Regions from separate parts of the Homo sapiens genome. Here region 2 is linked to region 1. The links are chromatin contacts, found by Hi-C or POLR2A ChIA-PET in ENCODE. All regions are on one chromosome and are shown on one strand. Each heading gives the region's core, a stretch centred on a gene start or an enhancer-like site at or near the end of the contact. The rest is flanking DNA. Distances are from core to core; before and after follow the strand shown.

Region 1 (2,813 bases), core at 190-2,689:
TGATGTGGAGCATATAATAAAGGCTTAATAAATGTTGGCTATTTTTTGTTGTAGTTACTATTAATTCTTGGCCATAGGCTCCTCATGAATACTCCTTGTAAGGGTGTATCTTTCAAGGACAGGAAAATTCACTCACCTAGAAAGAAATGTTTAAAGCCTTTTGCCTGAGCCAGAAAAATCCAAAACATTTTCAAGACTGCCATGAAAACAAGGTAATTGGCAGTAGACTACCTGAAGATTTATTGAATCCACCAAGGCCACTGAAGAAAACTGAAATCTGAAAAAATTGGATCGAGATGCCAGCTGAGCACTTGCTTTGGTCACTCCTCATGCCCAGGAAAAAACAGAAAATCAATACTATTGCTAGAATATAAAAAAATGTACCATCAGCAGACCAGAAACTTTTAGGAATTCATAAAAAAGAGAGAGCAGATGTGCATAATCATACTTAGCTGATAATAATGTCAAATGGTAAAGCATTTTTGGGGGGCATTGGCTGCATGTATCAAAAATATTTAATACGCATGTTATTTATACTGTTTCCATAATAGAAATGTATCTTAAAGATGTATACTCAAACATGTACCCAAGAATTGTCTGTGTATATTTGTGTATAAGCATATTCACTAAAATATTTTTCTGTAATTGCAAAAAAAATAGAAACAATCAAAAGTTCTAGGAGTGGTCATCATTAAACAAATTATGAAATACTATGCAGCCATGAAAAATGATAAGGAAGCTTCATTTGTACTGACATGGAAAGTCATTTTTGAATATGTTCTCATTTTTTATTATTTCTTATTTCTTATTTATATTTAAAATTAGGTGATAAAAAGAAAGTTGCAGAAGATTGTGCAAACAATATGATGCCACTTCTGTAAAAATAAAGTCATATAGTCATAAGTAAACACAGATTATGTGTGTGTCCCTAAATGCATACAAAAAATCAGAATCTTACAAACCAACCTGTTAAAAGTGTTGTATCAGCCACATCCAGTAAGGAATTGGAAATCACAAAAGTTATTTGCATAGAAAGAATTTAATAAAAAGAAGTTATTAACTGGGTATAGAGTTGTTGACTAAGTAACTGGAAGTTACCATAGTGGTAGCAACTACACAAAGCAGTAAACACTCCCAGGACTCCCAAGGCTGGGGGAACAAAGAGAAGAGGCTGGAATCATTAAAACCTTGAAGCTTCGAAAAGGAGCTACTGTGGGGTTGGGACTCTAACCTCTAAGGAGAGGAGAATGATCAATGCTGGTGTCTCAGAGTGGGACATAATGAAGTTTGTCTGCAAACACCAGAGAAACTACAAACTGAATTCAGTCACTACTACCGAAAGGATTGGCCACCGCCGGAGTAAAACAGTGCTTCTTGGGTGGCACTTGGCAAGAACGGGAAGCAGAAGTCCAACAGAAGCAGACAGAAAGTTCACAAGAAGCACACAGGAAGTTCACAGAAAGCACACAGGAAATCCACAGCAAGATGACAGGAGGTCTACTAGAAGCAGACAGGACGTCCACAGGAAGCAGACAGGAAGTCCACCAGAAGCACACAGAAAGTCCACAGCAAAGAAACAGGAAATACATGAGAAGCACACAGAAAGTCCACAAGAGGAAGACAGGAAGTCCACAGCAAGCCAACAGGAGGTCCACAAGAAGCACACAGGAAGTCCACAAGAAGTACACAGGAAGTCCATAGGAACTCCACAGCAAGACAACAGGAGATCCACAAGACACACACTGGAAATCCACAGGAAGCAGACAGAAAGTCCACAAGAAGCACACAGGAACTCCACAGGAAGCAGAAAGGCAGTCCACAACAAGCCACAATGAGGTCCATCGGAAGTAGACACAAAAAATCCACAGGAAGAAGATAGGAAATCCACCATGGGCCAACAGGAGGTCCACAGGAGGCAGACAGGAAGTTCACAGGAAGCACACAGGAAATCCACAGCAAGTCAATAGGATAAGAAGCACACAGGAAGTCCACAGGAAGCACACAGGAAGTCCACAGGAAGCACACAGAAAAGAGTAATTACTTCCTCCTCTCCCCGTGCAGTCTCCCTCTAGCCCACCCTTGGCAGAGCCCTACAAAGCCAAATATGGTCTGCAGAGTCAGATCCCTACTCCAGGATTACAAAGAAGACTAAATACTAGAGTCAGTGACTCCATTCAGAGTCCCAGTGGTGAGGAGACTTCCTGAGGTCATGTTGACAAGACTTTGTTTGAGACTCCAGGCAGATGTATTTGCAAACTCTCAGAGAAGTGATGAGCAATTGCCTCAGATGCAATCCATGAAGCATTCTTCAGAAGCAAGCTAGGGCTGGAAGACAGTAACTCAATTACTAGAGGTGGCACTTCTCAAAACAGCATATATTTCCATTTTTGTGAAGCCGGAAGAGTCTTTTATGTTTAATTTTTATCAAGCTGTGAAATGAGGTTTTAGCTGTGGGTGTCTCATTGATGCCAGCCGTGCTCAGGAGGCTCTGTCTCTGGAGTGTCTTTAAAATCGTGCCCCTGCAGTGTCCCCCATAGGCAAGAGCACACAGCCCAGTTGAGATGGGAACTTTTTCCTTAAAAGTTTCCTCAGAAGGTTTTATCTTTCCTTACTATTTTTTTTTCTATTTCATTCATCCTATTATCTTAGGAAGCCCCATTCAGCAGCAGTGTCAGTGGCTCACCAAAAGCATGTCAAAATTAATAAAAGCTTCAGGGCAGCAAAATTGCCTTTTTGGCACTGAGGGCTGGTGGACACGTGTGTGTGTGTGTGTGCGCGCACATATGTGCATGTATGCATGTGAGTGTGTGCAT
Region 2 (2,905 bases), core at 13-2,512, 710 kb after region 1:
GAGATACATCTTTGGAATGTTATGACCAGTAATAATTTTATCCTAAATGACATTTGTAATTTTAAATAAAAATTTAGTAAAAATTGACTATGAAAAGGACATAGCATATGTATTAGGATTCTCTGGAGAGCAAGTACCAGTAGAATATATATGTGGGTAGATAAGAGGGGATTCATTCGGGGAATTTGTTCACATGATTATGGGGGCTGAGAGGTCCCATAACAAGCCATCTGCAAGATGGAGACCCTGGGATTCACAGTATGGCTCAGACCAAGTCTGAAGGCCTGAGACTGGGGTAGTCCTCAAGTCCAAAGCCTAGAGAGCCTAGAGTTTAGATGATCAAGGGCAGGAAATTATATCCCAGCTCTAGGAGAGAGAGAGAGACCATTTCGCCTTTCCTCTGTTTTTGTTTTATCTGGACACCCGGCTGATTGCATGGTGCCTGCCCACATGGAGGGCAGATCCTTCCCTACTTAGTTCACTGAGACTCACATGCCAATCTCCTCTGGAAACACCCTCACAAACACACCCAAAGGTAATGCTGTACCAGTTCTCTAGGTATTCTTTAATCCAGTCAAGTTGATACCCTAAATTAACCAACACAGCACATTAACTACCACCTCATAAAATAAAACCTGCAGAGAGAAAATAAGCTGAATGGGAAAAGGAACTGCAATGAAAAGAATGGGCCATAATTCAGCTTGGGTGATCCTGATACCTACAGGAGTTGTTCCATAAAACAGTGACCTTTTATATTTCCCAAAGTAAGAAAATTTTATATGTGTATTTGTGCATGCAGAACTTTATTAAGGGCCATTTAAATCCCATATATTGATAGAGGAGTTAAGAAAGATAAAGTGACAGGAGTGATTCTCAACTCTGGCTCCCATAAATTTCTACAATGTCAGTGATTGAAGAATGAGGGAGCACATCTTTCCTTTAATAAGGCCTAGCCAGTACACTTTTGGTAGTTGATGAGGGTAGGACAGAACTCCCTTTCTTTATTTGAAACTGTGTATTTTTGTGCTGATTAAATTTTACATTTTTCCCTCTTGTGATGATATAAAGTTATCTGCATGTGGCCAGATCTCAGCTAAAGAACATGAAATAAGCCTCTGTACATTCTGCATTCTAATCTCTGTTCACAGCAATCTTGTATCCACACAAGTCTGTACATGACAGGTAATGAGTGGGAAGTGGGAGGAGATGGGTGTCTGTGTGGTTTGCACTGGTGGTGGTGGGGAACTGAGCAGATGGTTGTGATAGCCACATGCTGCGTGATTCCCGTGGGAGTTGATGGTGGTGACAGGCGACTCACAATGTGCTATTTACAGTTTGGGTTTGCAGTCTTTCGGTGACATCTGAATGCTCTTTAGCAACTGCTTTCATTACTGCCTTTCGAGGAGCTGTTAATTGAAAATGAAATTGTGGGTGGGCTTTAAGACAGGCAGACGCAGGCAATTCTGTGTGGTAAATGTTGCTTGAGAACTGTTGGATGTCTTCATGCCCAATTTGTAATTCATTTTCTAAGACTGTAAAAGCCAAAGGTGCATTTGGAGATTCAGTTATGTATATACATAGGCAGAGTTGAATGTCACACCTTGCCCAAAGGGTCAAACATACAGTTATTGGTATGGGTGCTGTGGTTCACGCCTGTAATCTCAGCACTTTGGGAGGCTAAGGTGGGAGGATTGCTTTGAGCACAGGAATTCAAGACCAGCCTGGGCAATATGATGAGACCTTGTCTCTAGAGAAATAAAAAAATTAGCTGGGCATGGTGACGCATGCCTGTTGTCCCAGTTTCTTGGGATGCTGAAGTGGGAGGATTGCAAGGGCCCAGGAAGTTAAGGCTGCAGTGAGCCATGTTCACGCAACTGCACCCCAGCCTGGGCAACAGAGCGAGGTCCTGTCTCCAAAAAAGAAAACCACACAAAACACCTATTTGTCTGGAAACCAACCTAGGGGAATGCTTGGCAATCCCAGCTGCCTGCTCATGTCTTACCTTTGTGTAGTTCTCTTTAAATGTATACAACTGTGTGAGGTTCTTATGTAAAATCTGCTGACATCTTGTAGTGTTCTCTGTGAGTTTATCGTAGGACTTCATCCTCCTTTCTTCCTTTAGCTCTTCATAAAGTTACTATGCAGGAGTAAATGGTTATTTGTTCTCTTGAACTTTGGGATACATTTTTCCTTCCGTATCCAAGGAGGATTCTTTCCAGGACTCCCCATGGATACTAAAAGCTGTGGATGTTCAAGTTCCTTAAATAAAATGTTATAGTATTTTTATGTAACCAACACACATCCTCTCACAAACTTTAAATCATCTCTAAATTATTTATAATACCTAGTACAGTGTAAAAGCTATGCAATTTGTTATTATATTGCATTGTTTAGGCAATAATTACAAGACAAAGAGCCTGTGCATGTTCAGTATATAAGCAACCATTGTAGGCCACATTTTTGGTCTGCCATTGGTTGGATCCATGGATACAGAGGGCCAACTGTATCATATTCAAGTTCTTACATATAACTTTGTTTCTTGTAAACATTTTCATATGATACAACTCTGTTAAAGGCAGTTGGAGCCCAGAGGCAAACAAGAGAAGAAGGAAGAGAGAGGGTGGATTTTATTGGACTTTGACAGTGGTTGATGATCTTGATTCTCTTATGGCTGCCCCCAGCTGCAGGATTGTGATTTGTTTCTTATCTTCAGAGTTGTTTGCTAAAGCATTAGTAGCATTACTGAAATGGTAGCTTTTGTAAATGTTTATATGTTGAATTGTTTTATTGCCCATAGCTTTGCACAGAAATCTTGTGCTGAACAAGGAATGACCTCCCTCTTGGAAGTGCTGTTAACTCTCTTTTTAATTAAATATGAATATAGATACAATATAACTGCATTTTT

What was found. Hi-C counts contacts between places; a loop is a spot of excess contacts on that map. ChIA-PET counts read pairs that join two places held with the same protein, here RNA polymerase II (POLR2A). Pooled maps may share reads with other maps.
Region 2: a map with no recorded cell type shows a loop between it and region 1 (2.6-fold over the local background). The contact joins two enhancer-like sites. A Hi-C loop is called at or near these places in 2 of 37 single-sample maps with no recorded cell type and 2 of 50 pooled maps. POLR2A ChIA-PET finds 5 or more read pairs at or near these places in 1 of 52 experiments (GM12878).

Annotation. Positions count from the first base shown.
Region 1 is chr7:69,197,737-69,200,549 of GRCh38, forward strand. No RefSeq gene overlaps it. Among named protein-coding and RNA genes, the nearest start is that of CT66, 400 kb to the right of the region's middle. Within about 2 kb of position 1,440, at least 3 of the 41 ENCODE cell types and tissues checked have a DNase peak (open chromatin) inside an H3K27ac peak, as active enhancers do.
Region 2 is chr7:69,905,194-69,908,098 of GRCh38, forward strand. The region is part of intron 2 of AUTS2 (activator of transcription and developmental regulator AUTS2); the gene reads left to right. Among named protein-coding and RNA genes, the nearest start is that of AUTS2, 310 kb to the left of the region's middle. Within about 2 kb of position 1,263, at least 2 of the 41 ENCODE cell types and tissues checked have a DNase peak (open chromatin) inside an H3K27ac peak, as active enhancers do.